Linked DNA regions of Homo sapiens: regions 1 and 2 are each linked to region 3. The links are chromatin loops, found by intact Hi-C in ENCODE. Cell type or tissue: GM12878. All regions are shown on one strand. Each heading gives the region's core, and the rest is flanking DNA. Links, peaks and the distances in the headings are about the cores only.

Region 1 (5,654 bases), core at 1,753-4,252, 650 kb before region 3:
GTGTTCCCCTCTATCTGGTACAAGCTGTGGGCACATAATAAGCACTGCACACACTGTGATTTGGCCAGCTGAATTCTTGCTCAAGAGATTTCAGACAGTATTCCTCTAAGGAGGCCTCACTTTGGCCCCAGCAGAACACAAAAAGGCAATAACTGGGAGCCAGCATCTACCAGCTAAGTAATTAGCAGGCTGTGAGTAACAAATTGGTGACCATAGCCCAGCTCCTGTTGTCTGTGTCATAAAATAATTAAAACTGGCCAACAAACACAGCAGATGCCAAGATGGCCAAGGGACAATGGAACATAAAGTCGTATCACTCTTGTTTCCCATCTTCTTGGAAAGGGATGAAAAACTGGGGGAAAAACTGGTAACACTTGTAGGTATGGAGTTTATGGTACACATGGAATGGAGAAATGAGAATTCAACAAGGATCTGGTGTAGCAGAGACCTAAAAGGCAAATCCCCATCTACTGGCCAACACTAGACAGAGGATATCTCTGTAAACCAGTTTCTGATTGATCATGAAACAAAGTTCTTTCTCTGTCTTTTCTTTTCTTTCTTTTCCTTTTTCTTTTTTTTTTTTTTTTTTTGAGATGGAGTCTTGCTTTGTCACCCAGGCTGGAGTGCAGTGGCGTGATCTCGGCTCACTGCAACCTCCACCTCCCAGGTTCAGGTGATCCTGCCGCCTCATCCTCCCGAGTAGTTGGGATTACAGGTGCGCAACACCACACCTGACTAATTTTTGTATTTTTAGTAGAGATGGGGTTTCACCATGTTGGTCAGGCTGGTCTCAAACTCCTGACCTCATGATCCGCCTGCCTCAGCCTCCCAAAGTGCTGAGATTACAGGCGTGAGCCACTGTGCCTGGCTCTGTGTTTTCTAAGCAATGTTAAAAATATCATGAGCCTCAATTTTCTGTATATTTCAACACATGTAGAAAAGCAAAGTGAGCTAAGGTTGGTACAAACAATTTGGTTCACTGTCTCAACTTCATCCACATCTCTGCTCAAAGATTTTCCCTTACCAATCTCCCCCTCTCCATCCCTTTATCTGGCTTTATGGATCTTCATGGCCTCGTTACCACCTGACTTTATTCTTCATAGCTCTTGGCTTATGTCTTTACTGTGTGTCTTCCCAATTAGAATAACAGCTTCATGAAGGCAAGGACTTTGTTTTATTCACCACTGTATCCCAGAGCCAAAAACAATGCCTGTGGTCTATAGTAGATGCACAGAAAGTATTGTTGAGTCAATGAACTAATGAATGAATGAATGGATGAGAGTGAATGAATGAAACCACTGCTTATCATCACAGTTGTTAGTTTACTTAGTTTTAATTTTTTTGAGTTTTATTTTTTGTATAGATGGGATCTTGCTATGTGCCCAGGCTGGTCTTGAACTCCTGGCTTCCAGTGATCCTACTATGTCAGCATCCTAAAGTGCTGGGGCTACAGGCATGAGCCACTGCACGAAGGCTACAATTGCTAGTTTATACAGACCAGTTTGCTGTGAAAGCTAGCTTCTCAGGCCTTCCCTCAGAAACAAGCGATATTTAATATTTTGGTCTTAAACTGCTCCAGCCCTCTTCTTTATGAAAATCCACACTGAAATACAAAGAAGATCTTCCAGGTTAGCTCACCTGGAAACTGCATTGTGAATTTACATGCGTTGTATGTAGATACATGGGAGAGCTGCACTGAAGTGACCCATGGCTGAGATTATTTTGGGCTTGCTATGTCAGCACACGACACATTGACACATGACTCTGCGTTAAATAGAGGAAGATGCAACATCGCAGACTAACTGCCTGAAGTCCGGCAAGAACTTCTGCCTCTGGGAAAAAGCTCTGACAAACACCTTTTAAATCCACTGCTGACTTTTAAAGTAGTTGCTGTTCATGATGACCTATCTAATTTAATAGATCTTTTGCTTGGCCTGTGGTTTTATGTATTAATATCTCTACATATTAAAATCTTTTCTCTCTTTCAGCAGACCTCTTTGCATAGGTAATACTTTCCCCTAATTGTGTAGAAAAGTAAGATACTGATATTAACATTTTAACTTGGAAAAATTTGGCTATGCAAACTCATGTTTCTATTGTAGTTTCATATGACGATAATGTGGTCTTTTCTAAAACAGGAAAATTGAACGACTAAGTGCATCCGTATGACATAAGGAGCCAGGTCACACACTCTAAACATCACCTACTGAAGGCAGATTGAGGGTATCAGTTTTGTATCGAAAGGCTCACAATTTATTTTCTCTTTTCAACAACCCAGATATCCTGCCTTTGTTTTTGTTTTTATTTTTCTTAAAGTGGCACGATACGAGAAACGGATGTTTGTGGGACTTCCACATCACATTTTCCTAGTACGTAAGCCCTTCCATTTCTTCCACACAATCCACACAGCGCAGATTGACATAAAAGATAAAAGCTAGGCCTCTGCAAGACCCCTTTATCTTACAGACTAAAAAGAATGTAGGGCAATGACAATGAAAGGCACAGAGTAATAACCCAACTGGAGTATCACAGGCAGAGCCAGCAAGGACCTTTGAGACCAGCCAGTCCAAGTCTGCCATTTCACAAAAGAATTCCAGTTAAAATACCAAGAAAAAAGTCATCCAATTGCAATATTAACCTAATATTGAATAAGGCTGTTGTGACTGATTATCTTTCTGCTATATCTGTGTTTAGCACTAGGTGTTGCTATACTGCTATTTATAGACCAGCTTCTCTTTGATACCCAACAGGAGCTTAACCTTCTAATTTGAGTTCCCTTTTGCAAATGCTGAGTTTCTAAAATCGTACTCTGCTACTATATAGTATGTTACATTGAACTAGCTTCATTTAAATGGCACAGGTATGACATGTTTAATCAGCTGAAATAGCTATCCTGAAAAGAAGTGGTCAATAAATGCTAGGGAACTCCAAAGTTAAATTTTTCAAATTGTCCTAATTCAAATATTTACTTAAACTCTTTTTATATTATGCGCAATACAGGGGGAATGACATTGTTAGCTGTGCGTTTCCTGGAACTGACTAACTGCTACAAGGCCACAGATAAAGTTTGTTTATAGAAAAACAAAATATGAAAAAACATTTAGCAGTGTTCTATTTGGGGTTTAATAATCCCACACATGCTGAGTGGGAGAAAGGATAGTCATCCAGAACCTTTCTCTCCCCATGGTAACAGAGGATGAAAATGCTTTAACCCCATCTAGTGACAGATGAGTCATGATTTAGATTAGTTCAGTTGTTCAAAATTTGAGTGGTAATACCAAATTTTTGGGATAAATAAGTGATGCCCCAAGAAACTCATAGTTTAGGAAGAGGGCAAATTTTCATTTCACCTTTAGGTTTTAAAGGATAAAAAATTCCCCTATTACATGTGAGTCCTCAATATCATTACTTGGTTCATTAAATTTGGATAAATTTGGCATAAGCTCAGCACAATTGTTCAAATTCTACAAGTCACTTTTGTTAGCATCATCTAGTGCTGAGTTTAAAATCTTCTGAATATATGTAACAAAACAATGTCTAGTGTATTGCTTCTAAATATGTTTTTTAGTTTTGGTTATTTATTAGTAACTATTTGTAACAATAATGATCAAGTAATGATGCTAATAACAGTCCTAAGTTTTTACTGGAAAGAAAAGTGGAAGACTGAAGACCAGAGTGGCAGCATCTTCATCACCTTATGGAGCTTAGAGTAATGTTCCTGCAGAATTAGCTACCAGGATCTATAATATAAACACTTCATTCTAGTCCTAAAGCGAGGGTTTCTTCTAATTTTTATAGTTTTGGCCTCAGGCTAAAAGAACGAAGTACTTGGCTGAAGTATTCCTTTTTTTTTTTTTTTTCACAACGTGTTCTTCCCAACTCTCTCCCCAGCACAAACACAGCCCTTCTTTTCTGAAGATTTTATTTCCTTTATGTCCTTTGAGGATAAAACTATGCTTTGTGGTTTTTATACCATATTCACTTAAGATATTTAAGATATTTGAAAACAGAGTGAACTGTATATTCTTTCGCCATATAGGTCCTCCTTTCCCCATCACTCAGAGCCTCGATGATAATGTAAAGTAGTATCCACCATTATTTTTGCTCTTCTTTTTTTTTGAGACAGAGTCTCACTCTATCTCCCAGGCTGGAGTGCAGTGACGTGATCTCGGCTCACTGCAACCTTCCACCTCTTAGGTTCAACCGATTCTCCTGCCTCAGCCTCCCAAGTAGCTGGGATTACAGGCATGTGCCACCACACCCAACTAATGTTTGTGTTTTTAGTAGAGACGGGGTTTCACCATGTTGGCCAGGCTGGTCTTGAACTCCTGGCCTCAGATGATCTGGCCACCTTGGCCTCCCAAAGTGCTGGGATTACAGGCGTGAGCCACCATGCCCAGCTTTTGCCCTTCTTTTGTTATGCTCTGTATCAAAAATGGTAAACTTTTCAAAAGTGCTCAAAACTCTAATCCATGTTCTTGTAAACTTGGTGTAAGAGGTGCTTATATGACAAGTGAATTGTCTGTTTCCTATAAAGTAGAGGAGGGAAGTAATTTTTTAAAGAACCCAGTTTGGAAATAAATGTTTAGTAAATGACAGAAAGGCAGGAAGGTAAGAAACAGTGTAGAAAGCACACTGAAGAAGACATTTCTGCCATCTTTGGTGAAACCTACACAGATCATTTACAGGCAAGTCTATGGGCACGTGTATAGGGGGTAAGAAATAGTAAGAGCTGTGAAAATAGACTTACCATTTACACACACACACAGACATGCATACATAAATTATCAAATGTTTGCCCTTTGTTTTTCCTAATACTCAATTAACCGAAGTTATATTAAAAAAAAAAACCTTTCTAGTGTCATCCACTAATCTTTTCCATCCCCTTTTATCCTCCAAGCAAATTTCATTCACGTAATTCCAAAGAGGCGAATCAATCTGGGTCCTGCTCTTGCTTAATCATTACTTCCAGCATTAAAATATGCTTTTAAATATGTAGTTAAATATGTAGTTAAAGTACTACTCCTGTTTTTCAGTTTGTTCCAAGATTGAGACAAAAGCTCCCTACCAAAAGCAAAATGAAAGCCAAATTCCTACCCTTTTGCCTCATTTCATATTTTATTATACTATGTTTCCTAAAAACACATTTTGTAAATATGGAAATGGACCATGTTGTGTGTAACAAAGGTCAGGCTATGCCCGTTTAATACAAGTTGTGATCCTCAGAAGACATCCACTTCAGGCCACCTACAATTTACCTTTGTTCCTCTTTCCTCCATATAGGAAAAAAACAACAACTAGAAAAAAATTATAAAACTCAACTATATGCACTTTAAGGCCAATGATAACTCAAAGGCTTTTAATACCTACAACAGGGTCGGAGCTCGCCTGAGCTGAAAACTGAGGATTGCTCACTGACGTACAGACGCAATATTCACCAATCAAGAAATATAGTAATGAGGGCAGACCATATGATTACAAGGTGCTTCTAAAAAGCATATTAAAATCTAGCATTATTAAAGTACTATAAATGCTTGCTTATGACCAATGAAGCCACAAACACTGTGAAGAGTTCATTTTATGTATTAATAATAATAAAAATTCTCAGAAAAACTTTTTAAGTTTTTCTTGTTAATTCTGGGCTAGAGAAGACA
Region 2 (5,654 bases), core at 1,753-4,252, 69 kb before region 3:
GGAAGGGATGCCATTTCCCCAGGTTTTCATCTGTTAGGGAAAAAAGTTATTCAGTGACACTGGGAAAAGCACAGTAAGGCAGACTTTATTCAAGGTCATTGGGAGAGGCACAGGAACCATTGCAATAGCATCTTGCAGCGGGAGAGAAATAATGGCCTCAATTTTGAATACAGCTTGAGCAAGTGGGAATTTATAGCCTAGGTGCTGTGTGGGGGTTAGCAGGTGGAAACCTACTAAGAGGAAACTTCAGGATTAAGGGGGATTCTGGCTAAGCAACCTAACAGGACTCTTGCTGAAAACAAGCCCGGGTGATCAGACATCACCTGGGGCATGGTGGAGGATGAGGAACATAATCAGATAACAGGGATTATCAGCTATTGAGGATAGGTGGTTCTAGCTAAACTGACTTAGCAGGGTTCTTTTGCTAAAACTGGATTTTACAAGGAAGTGCATAGATGGGCCTAGGAGGAGATTCAGAAGGCTAACTAAAGGTTGGACAAGCAAAGGATTGTCACATCCTCTTATATGGCACGCAACAGCCAAGCTCTGCACTACAGATTAATACCTTGAGGGCTTTAGTAAATGAGGGCAAGAAGAGGGATGTAATGGATCTCTTGAAGAGCACTGGGTGAGGGACAGACAAGGACAATGAAACAGACAATGACAGAGTTCAGAATTATGATTCCATGATATTATAAAGGGTGCCTGGCTTATTAAGAGGTTGTGCTTTTCAGTTGTGGATACCACTTTCCAGTTTTTTGCCTTAATTTCTATTAATTCTTTACCGTTGGCCATGAGATTAGCCAGGCAATTTGTTTTCTCCTCCCTCTTTTTGTATAGTAATCTATTGGGTTATTTCTTTCCATTTGTGAGTGTTAAGGTCTTTCCAACGTGAGGGTGAAGCAAAATGTAAGGCACTGGAATCCTTTCCACCTTCTTTGTTCAAGGGCTTAGTGTTAGAGGCTCCTCATATCTTCAGTGGTCCTGACTGGACTCCTGTGAGGGGTCAGCTTCTAGGCCACCAGGCAGAGTGTTCAGGAATAGTTATCAATTGCCAATAGACAACTGCTGACTCTTACTTAACCCTAAAACCTGAGTCTTATCCCATCAGCCGTGGGTGCGTTCCTAATGGCGACTCTTGAAAGATTCATGTGGCTGCCTTCTGGTTAAAGGTTATGTTTAAATATTAGGTCTGTCCTTCCAACTTTTTGTCAACACTCTGCCTGAATGTAAAGTCCAGGTTTGAGATTTATTCCCCCAACATTTATAAAGTACACACTATGTGCCATATACACACACACATACACTCTCTCTCTCTCGTGTGCATGCTCTCTCTCTCTCTTATATAAAACACACTGTCCTTGACTTTGTGGGATGTAAGCTGTGCACAGGAAAATCACAAAATGTAGATTATTACAGCACACTACAAGGTTGATAGACCCATGAATATTTGTAAGGAGAAGTCAAATTTCAGTGGCGTGTTTGCGTGTGTGTGCGCGCACATGTGTCTGATTATTTTATGTGTGTACATGAGAGAGACTGAACTTCTGAGCAGTCCAAGGAGTAAATTAATTAAATTGGTTACTGGGATTATAATGAGATTATCATCATTGAATTGTCTTAGCTGATACTTCACCAATAGGATAAACCCCACTTCCAGAGTTTCTTAGAGGGTCAAGTGAACAGGAAGAAAAATTATGGGAACCAGGTGGAGTGGGCAGAAGGAGGGCAGGTCCTGGCATGGTGTCCCTGGAAGAAATGGAGCGAAGTCCTAAATTGGGCCTGACTTGGAAGAGCTTCCTTTTTATCTATTTTAAGTTGAAACTTGGCTGACCCTGACCAAGAGGAGTCTGGACTTGGCTTTTCTTTACTGGTCTCGTGGGTTCCTTATGTAGTTGCTACAGGCAGTTGTGAGGAGAGCCTGTTGGCATTCCTTTCTTTGATTGACATGGGGCATTGGAAAAAGGTGAGGGGAATTAGAAAACAGCTAGAAGAAGAAACAAATGAGTCATCCTCCCATCTCCTAGGCCTTTATTACTTGCATTTTCTCTCTGAAAGTTGATTCAGGTCAGTAGGGAAATCATTAGTGAGATAGTGTAGCTCTTTAAAGATTTCTTACTTATTGATGCTGAAGGCCCTTTGTGATGTGCATTTTCTTTGTTCTATTCCTCCACAGTGGTAGGAGTTCTAGATAAAATATTAATCATAAAGGTTTTTAAAAATCATTTCCAATTGCACAGAGATATTAGGAGTTATGGCCACAAAGCCTTGGTACAGCTATATTTTACTGCCCACGTGTCTTCCCAGAGATGACACATACGCTTTTCATTTTGCTGTCATTATTCTTCATGAGATCGCAGGGCATCCATCATCACTGTGGTGGAAAAATGAAGATGAGGGACAAAAGCACCAGTCTCTAAGCACAAGATGATGTGTTTGTCTGTAGTGGCTAGGGACAATCTCCAAATGCAGGAACCATAAAAGGCTCTGTGACTTGTACCTCAGGAATGAGATTCATCAGCAATGAAATCAGAATCTCAACAGCAGTTTGATATTGAGGGATTTTGAGAAGCTGTGTCTCTGTCCGCATGTGTGGAATTCCATCCCCACGGGCAGTGTAATGCCATCAGAATCTGAGCTGGGATGAAAAAGTAGCCTGCTCTCCAGAAAGTCACATCAAGTGTGGCTTAGTTTATGGCAAAGATGAATGGGGTGTTGATGTCCCAAGAGAAGGGGATCTTGGCGGACAGTGCTTTTGGCTCTTTGTTGCTGGTGGGAACCCCAGCTAGGCTTTGAAAGTGGCATGGGTTCTCAAGTACCTGACATGTTCTTCATGCTTTTATTGACGTTAGAATGTTGTTTTCCATTCTGAGAAGCCAGATCACAAGGACAGAGTGCTGTGATGAGCATAAATACTATCAAACAAGGTCTACAGCAACAGCAATAGTTATTATGTCATGAACATCTGCTTTGTATTTCACAAAGACTCTGTCCCAGTTCCTATCTGAGATGGGGAGATGTTATTCTCAGATGAGGTGACTGAAGCTGAGAGTGGTTAAAGTGTCAGGGTCACATGTCTGGTAGGGTTAGAGCTGAAATTTGGACTCCTGTAATGCTAAGTAAATTTGCATGCTGCCATGATGGCCAGTTACATGGAATCATTTAAACCTCTTTTTACATTAAGCCTGTGGAAAATGAATTCCCAGTTCTAGAGTACCGCCTGCCCTGGTTCTACAGCATGGTTCCTTGCTTCTTCTAAGTCTCTAGGACCTTGGCAGAGTAGCATACAGTGGTGAGCAGTCTTCTTTTGAGATGAAATGGGCCCAGGGCTGCCTCCTTCATGACTTCATTGTTCCTCTCTCGGCCTGTTTCTGTGCAGCCGCTTGTCATGTCAGTTCCACTTTAAAACCAGAGTAAACAGTTCTTAATAGGTGCTTTTTAAGTTTAAAGAAAGATGGAAAGGATGTTCAGACCTAGGGAAGTAGACCTGTCTCTCAGCAGGTGAGTTATTCTGCTCCTGATGTTTTTATACCAAACTGAAAATATACAGTCACACACTCACCCCTGGGGAAGTGCAGAGGACTCTCTTCATGGGGGGCCAGTGTTACTCTTCTGTCCTGAGTGAGCATTCAGTTTATTTTGATCCCTGGCCTCAAACTCAAATACCCTACTGCAGTCAAAAAGAAACTCCCAAGTCAGAATGGGGATGGTCAGAATTCATCCATTCCTGCCAGTGGTAATAAATGGCTTCTCTTTTGGGTCAGTAGGAAGTAAATTGGATGACTCCTCAGCTAGTCACCCTTTGTAAAGTTCTTTCTGACCTTGAAGCTTAGAGGAAATTGGCTGGAGGGCAAAACAGTATTTCCTAAAGTGTTTATGAAGTAGCTCCCCATGATTCTTCATGGCCAGCACTCTGTCCTTTGTATCTGTGGCTTTGTTTTTTAGTGTTCATGAAGTATTGGAGAAAAGAGTTCCCCAGGCATCTCGTTTGGTTAAGAAGATTGCATCTCCCCATTGGGACATCCTGGCTATTTCCCAGCAAAATGCTCTGCCTCCCTCGACTGTACCACATAAGCTAATTAACCTCTTTATCGATTCTCTTTCTCCTTATTTTAATTTCAGCTGGTATTTCTCTAGGCCCTGGGCCTTGGGAATTGTAGACTCATTTGTTGAACTTCTGGCAGTGTGAAAATTTCTAATAGTTTGCTTTCTGTTCCCATGCATAGTGAAGTAGGCATCAAAGAAAATAATTGATGAAAAAAAACAAGGCTTGGAAAAACCCCGAAACAACAGCCATGCTCAAAAGAGGGAAGAGGACCATTGGGTACTTATTTTTTTTTTCCTTGTTGGGAGCTGTTTTCCTTCTTTTCCCTCTGTGTGGCAAAGTAGTAAATGGTCGTCTTATTAGCTGCTCAGAATACTTTATTCTATAATTCTATATGTTTCTGTGGTTCTATACAACTGCCTTCCTTTGAGTTCCTCCTGGAGAACTAGACCCCTTCCCCCATCACCACTAAGCCATACCCACAATCAATATAAATCCAAGGAGATGGGATGAATTTCAAAACCATAGAGGGCCTAGAAAGTAGAGAAACTGTTGTGGCATTTACGGCTCTTCAATGTCCTTCCAAACAGAAGAATGTTTCTGAAACACTGAGCAGCAGCCACACCTGGGGTCTCTAAAGGCACTCCAGGATATGAACCATGACACCTGATAATGTGCAACAAAATGAGCTTTGTTCTTTTGGGCCTGTGGCACAAAACATTCCTTTGCCCGTGTTCAGGCACCTCAGCTTGAATTCATTTTGTTTACTGACTAATCAGACAACTTTGTATTTATTCTCTGCTGCTTTTGAAGAGGTGGTATAGTGGATAAGTACTTAGGCTACCTTTTTTGGAAATTTGCCTCTGCAAGATGCTTTAAAATCTGTTGATGAGCAGGTGATGTCTAGGTAGTGAATAGAAAAATCGCTTTAGCTTATATCCGGAGTTTGCAAAACAGGAAACTTTCAAAATGATTTGTAGTTTGATTCTGAAACCATCTTAGCTCTAGCTAAGATGGTTGTAACCAGACAGCATTTGTCACCCAGGGAGCTTTAGAAAAATCTACTGTTTCCTCATGGGGAGTAGAGGGATAGATTTTCAAGAATCTTTTTGGTTCATTTGAATGTGGGATTTTCCATAACCTAAAGTAATGATTAATAGTTTCTCTGCTCATATCAGGTTTTGTTGGCCAGATGTTTCTTTCAAGAACTTCAATCCTTTATTGTCTAAATTGAATCAGCATCAGATAAAACATATTGCAACCTCAAAGTCCATTGCAATCCAGCAAAATAAGATGTGGTTATGAACCAAAATTAGAGGAAGAGGCTAGGATGGCACTGAAAATTCTAAGTGATTTTCAGATATGTTAAAAATGGCTTTCTCAAAATTTTGAATCTTTGGAAAAGCCATATGATTAATCTACATGCTAAATCCCTTTTTATTTTACTTCTCAGAACACAATTCCCAAAGCCATTACCATACTCCAAATTATAACGTTTATCTTGCTTATTCAAAAACTGTGAAAAATCAGATCATATTTTCTGAAAATAGCTTTTCTGTACTTATATTTTGCATATCACTTCTGATTATGAAATTGAATTAAAGGAACG
Region 3 (5,654 bases), core at 1,038-3,537:
GCCTCCTATATCTTACAGTTTGTTTATACTGTTGCTGCTATAACAGAGCACTAGGACCCAATTTTTTTCCATTAAAATATACACAGGCATATTCAGAATAATCAATTCCTGCTATATTCCCATAGGTTTAAGTTATATTTACATTGATTTTGTTATTACCTTGGGCTCCCGTGCAAAGTGGATACTTAATATTCTACTTTAGGTGCATACTGATTACCCCCACTTCCATCAGTGGGAGAATCCTTCTCTTTGGCGTATCTGTTAGAGCTCTTTCCGCAACAAATCTGGGACTGCCCAAATAGAGAATTACCACATGCATTTGACTGCTTGATGTATATGAGTAAGAGCATGAATTGACAAATATCCAGTAGGATATGTAACTTGTCATCTAGAAAAGAATCGCTGTCCATATGATTGTATATTTTCAAAGAGATTTAAACATCTTCTATGTTTATATCCCAAACATTTGCTCTTCCTTTTTGTTGAAATATATGACTTCCATTTTTTTTCTTAGTTAACATTTGGGACCAAACTTTCTCACCTCATGAATATTCTCTTTTAAAAACAAAAGTATACATTATGTAGGCTAAGCAGTTATATATGTATCAACTAGATAAGCTATCCTGAGAGCATTCTTACTTCACTAATTAACAGTTACTTGTTGAGTATATATTATATGCCAGGCCCTGTACAAGACAATTTTCTATAGATTATCTCTCATAAACATCAGAGCAACTCTGTGTAGATGTCATCATCCTCATTTTACAGATTAGGAAACCGAAGCTCAGAGAGGTTGATCTACTAGCCCTAGGTCATACCACTAGTAGCGGCAGAAATGAGATACAAACTTAGGCAGTCTGACTCAGACTTTTGCTTTTAATCACTTGTCTTGTATCCCCAAAATACTACCCTTTCTGACAACCAAGCTTACTTTTTTTTAACACCTATTTTTGGTCCCTGTGAAGCCTTGGTGTAATCAAATGTAATTCTTTGTGCCTTCCTCATGGGTACACTTCATCCATTTCTCATGCAGTTTAAAAACATATTCACAATATAGAAAAGGTAGAAGCAACCCAGGTGCCCATCAACAGGTGAACAGATAAACAAAATGTGGTCCATACACACAATGGAATATTATTCAACCTTGAGAAGGAAGGAAATTCTAACACATGCTGCAACGTGGATGAACCTTGATGATATTATGCTAACTGAAATAAGCCAGTCACAAAAAGACAAATACTGTATGATTCCACTTATACAAGGTAGTGAGAATAGTCAAATTTATAGAGATGGAAAGTAGAATAATTGCCAGGGGTTGGGGCAAGGGGGAATTGGGAGCTATTGTTTAATAGGTACAAAGTTTCAGCTGGGGAAGATGAGAAATTCTGGAGATGGACAGTGGTGAAGGTTGCACAACAGTGTGGATGTGCTTAGTGCCCCAGAAATGTACATTTGAAAATGGTCAAAATTGTACACTTTATGTTACTTATGTTTTACCACAATAAAATAATTCACATTCATTTTATCGCTATCTAAAACCTATGATCACAGACTTTATTTACTTGTCTTTTCTTAAATAGTGGACTTTGGAGTCAGTGCTCAGCTTGATCGAACAGTGGGCAGGAGGAATACTTTCATTGGAACTCCCTACTGGATGGCACCAGAAGTTATTGCCTGTGATGAAAACCCAGATGCCACATATGATTTCAAGGTATGGCTTCTTTGTCGTGTTTCAAAACTATGCCTACCATCTTATCCTGAGTCTTATAAAGTCTTACATGCCCTTATATTTATGATTTATGTCACCCAAAGGGAGAACTGAAAAACATTATTTGAGTTTAAGACCTGTAAGACATTCAAGTGAGGATCTTTTTAATGAATTCACCCATCTTATCTGATGGCCTGTTTGTAAAAAATAAAAAAATAAATAAAAAGTTTAAATCATTTTCTATATTTTTTTAAATTTACTCTTGCTTCTTATTATTGGAAAATAGATTGGATTTCCATTTTGGTTATGGTTTAGATTTTTGGAAGAGTATATATTCTGATAGCTTTTTACGTTAAACTAAGATGTGAGTTTGTTGTCTTGGGTCATCTTTTTCTGATTGAGAATAATCTGACTTACTTCTACAATGCTCGAAGTATAATTATCTGGGGTTTCTTTTTCATGAGAGGGAATCAGATGGAATATTGGTGACTACTTTATGGTATTTCTGTCGTGTGGCCTGATGTTTCATAGAAATTTGATTTGTGACTTGTTACTTTATATTATAAACTAGAAATTTGCTAATACATTCAAAGCTGTGTTCAAATAGATTTCTCCAAGAAGCCCTTCTCTTTTCTATTCTGCTAGCCAATAACCAAACATAATTTTGCATTATTGCCCCTCAGGTTTATTGTCTGGACTTTCAGGTGACACGGCTTTCTAATGAATGGTGACTGAAAGTCAAGGCAATAAAATTAGGGGCAATGGGATCTAGGAACTGTGTGTGGGTTTCCAGGCTGTGCATTAGGTAGAGAGACACCCTGTGGTCTTTGTGTACATTACAGGACAACTTGGGCAAAACTTGATCTGCTTGGGCTGGTTTCAGAGGTGCATGGACTTTTCACCAAAACACTTTAATGATCCTCTGTAAATACTCTTATCTAACAGATGAAGAAACTGAGGCCGAGGTCTGCAGGTGCTCACCGGGTTAGCAATCCTCTCAGAGTTAGCACTTGAATGCAGGTCTCCAAACTTTCTGTTCAGAGCCCTTTCCAATATATTACCTTGCTCCTCTGTAATGTACTTCCATATAAATCTCCAATTTATCAATTGAACAGTATATTTGAAGAATATTTCACTTTTAAGGAATATTTTTAGTTCTCGACATGTGGGGTTATTATTGAAATCAGGTCTCAAAGATGCAAACATTGCAGCGTTTTTGAGGCCCCGTATCTCAGTGTTGACAGAAAATTTGCCTCTTTTGGGAATTGCAAGCTTGAAGGTCTGAAAACCTAATAATCTCCCATAAATTTCCTCCTTCCTTCAAAGTTAGTCACTGTAATAACCTGACAACAATCTGTCTGAAAACAGCTGCCAAGTTAAAAATTAATCTCCTGCCAAAATGTCATTTTTTTAAACTGCTAATGATAAGCATATTTAAATAATTCTGTTTGCAAATCCCTTCAGAGAAGCCACTACAAAATATACATCCCAGGCCAGATATGGGTATCATGATTAGCTACAAGCAATTCTTCAAACCATAGTTATACCTAACAAGTGCTAACTAGTCTACATCTGGGCCACAGATATTCTAGATTACTATGTAACATAGCATGGGGAAACAGCGTTTGCAGCTCTTACAACCTCAGCTTAATCTTTTAAGTATTGTGACTGACTGCACTATATATGGGACTTTTGTTATGTAAATAAAGTGGGTGCCTACAACTGACTTGTTTTCAGTAGGGTATCTAGAAGAGGCTTTCCTTCTGGCCAAGCCAAAGCTTGGAATTAAACTGATATTTTGGTCCTCTTTCCTCAGATTATGGCTAAGGAGTATAGTTTAAGATCACTGTAAATGGTGTGAGACCAGTGCATAACTCTAGGTATGGGCAAATCCTGTTGTATGAGTAGCCACAGAGGTCGTCATGCTGCACAGTGATTTCAGAGGTACTGGAAGGCTCACCTGGCTATAAAAGTATCCTGAGACATTAAAAAGATTGAAGATGAATGTCTGTGTGTTTTTTTAAAAAATAAAGAATCCTGATAGAATAGGTTCAATGGTGTCAGTCATTTAGACCTTAGTGCAAATTAGTTTAACAGGATTGTCAGGAATGTAGGTTGTGCAAGAGGAGGAAAAAGTCATGGCAGGGATATGAGCTTCACTGGTTATATGCCATGGGTAAAAAGAGGAGGATGACAAAAGAATGAATAAGGAAGACTTTTCTACAGAGGACTTTATAATATTGAATTATTTTAGGTTTTTAAAAAAATTCATAGTGGTCTTCAAAGACATCTTAGACAAATCAAATAGTAAATAATAAATAACAAAACCAAGCCATACCCTGTTGGGGTATAGTGGAAGGTTTGGGGATTCTTTGCAGATTTATTTAATCCACTTATACAGTTTTACTGTGGGCCAGAGAAGATGCTGATCTTTAAATAACCTTACTACTTCTTTCTTGGCACCATATATCATCCCCTTTTCTGTTCAGTATCCTTAGGAATGTAACCTGTCACCAGGGGACAACTTGACAATATGCTGACTTTCAAAATCATTTATTCATTCACTCAGTGCATATTTATAGACTATCCATTGTGTATAAGGAGTTAGTCAAGCTGTATCTGTACATGCAGTTTCTGATAGAAGGTTCATTTGAGACCCCATCAAAGCCCGAGGATTTCACTGTGTGTTTGGTGGTCCACTTGGCCCAGTGGTGTATCCCAGCCCCAGAAGCTTGATGTCAACACTTTGGGCCCTCATGTGCTATAGCCACTTTCAGCCGAGAGTGTGTATTTAGAATAAAGGATGACTTGGCCACCGGACTTTATTAGATTTCTTACCACAAAAGTCCTTTCTGTAAAATAAAGACAAGAAGAAAAAGAAAAAGAGTATAGCTTAGTTTTGTTATTTGATTTATTGTTTATCAATTATTTTTTGATGTGTCTAAGATGTCTTTAAAGACCACTATAACTTTTTACAAAACCTAAAGTAACTCAACGTATAAGGTCTTCTGTAGCTTTTTATTGCAGAGTCTGGTTTTGTGTGATATCTACTGGGCACAGTAAGTAACTCACTGAAAATAGACCCTCTCCTAAGGAGGAGTGCCAGAATCTCATTTGCCGGGTGTGCTGGCTTTCCCCTGGAGGCCCTTCCTTTCTTGTTTTCAGAAATTCTGTCAAAACACTTCAAGTGAAAGGAAAGGTTTCATTTCCCTGATAAGTATGTGGGGCAATAATGAAAGCTTTCCCGTTTAATAATAAGCATTCAAAAGATTTGAAATTAATAAAACTGTTCAAAATGCCTAGGCTGTTTAAATTGTTATTTTTTTAACCTACTTTGAATTTCATTTTGGTTGGATGGGATCTGCTAAGCATTTTATAGTCCTGTGTATTTATTACTTTAACAGAACCACCCACTAAGAAATTTCTGTGGCTGAATGCCACAGTATAGTACACATAATGTAGTCTTATTCACCCCTCCCACCCCATAGACACACACACACACACACACACACACACACACACACACGGGAAATCTATAAAGAACCTGGAAAAACTTAATAGTATTTACTTTTGAATAGGGCATGTGGATGGAAAACTTACAATTTTTATTTTCTATATCTTTCTGTCCTGTTATGTTTTTTGCCATAAACAGGCCTTGCTCTTATATGAAGCCAATGAAGTAAGAGATGCACAGTGAAATGGCTTACCCCCTTATCCCACTCCCCACCAGATTCCTGTCCTCAGGCCTGATCTGTGCCAATGTTGTTTATTATTTGCCTAAACTCTGTTTATGAGACTTTCATATGGGTGCTGCAGATTATTTGCAGACATGGGTGTCTCCTCCAGCGTTTGGGTGAATATTGTGCTCTGGTTGTAGAGAAAAAGTACTCTTTTCCCCTGTGTCACAGATAATTGGCATTATTCAGGCAGGGTGGAAATACTTCTT

Evidence for each region. A loop is a pair of places that touch in the nucleus more often than their neighbours do. Peaks named below come from ENCODE experiments on the same cell type or tissue, not always from the same donor. Only the 100,000 strongest peaks of a DNase experiment are listed, where the experiment ranks them.
Region 1: a loop joins it to region 3, with 2.8 times the contacts of the local background. A loop is called at or near these places in 10 of 110 quality-filtered maps.
Region 2: it touches region 3 in a loop (2.2-fold over the local background); 10 of 110 quality-filtered maps call a loop at or near these places.

Annotation. Positions count from the first base shown.
Region 1 is chr3:171,831,429-171,837,082 of GRCh38, reverse strand. No RefSeq gene overlaps it. Among named protein-coding and RNA genes, the nearest start is that of TMEM212, 9.1 kb to the left of the region's middle. In GM12878, for the core only: a CTCF peak has its summit at 2,701; no DNase peak of the experiment used is centred there.
Region 2 is chr3:171,254,787-171,260,440 of GRCh38, reverse strand. The region is part of intron 2 of TNIK (TRAF2 and NCK interacting kinase); the gene reads left to right. Among named protein-coding and RNA genes, the nearest start is that of MIR569, 150 kb to the right of the region's middle. RefSeq lists enhancers at 3,413-3,462, 4,604-4,653. In GM12878, for the core only: no CTCF peak of the experiment used is centred there; a DNase peak (open chromatin) is centred at 3,030; H3K4me3 peaks cover 610 bases; H3K27ac peaks cover 2,500 bases.
Region 3 is chr3:171,184,759-171,190,412 of GRCh38, reverse strand. It overlaps TNIK (TRAF2 and NCK interacting kinase), which reads left to right. Exons shown (of 33, transcript NM_015028.4): 7 at 1,581-1,711. Among named protein-coding and RNA genes, the nearest start is that of MIR569, 81 kb to the right of the region's middle. RefSeq lists enhancers at 674-723, 3,133-3,660. In GM12878, for the core only: a CTCF peak has its summit at 2,520; a DNase peak (open chromatin) is centred at 2,540; H3K27ac peaks cover 409 bases.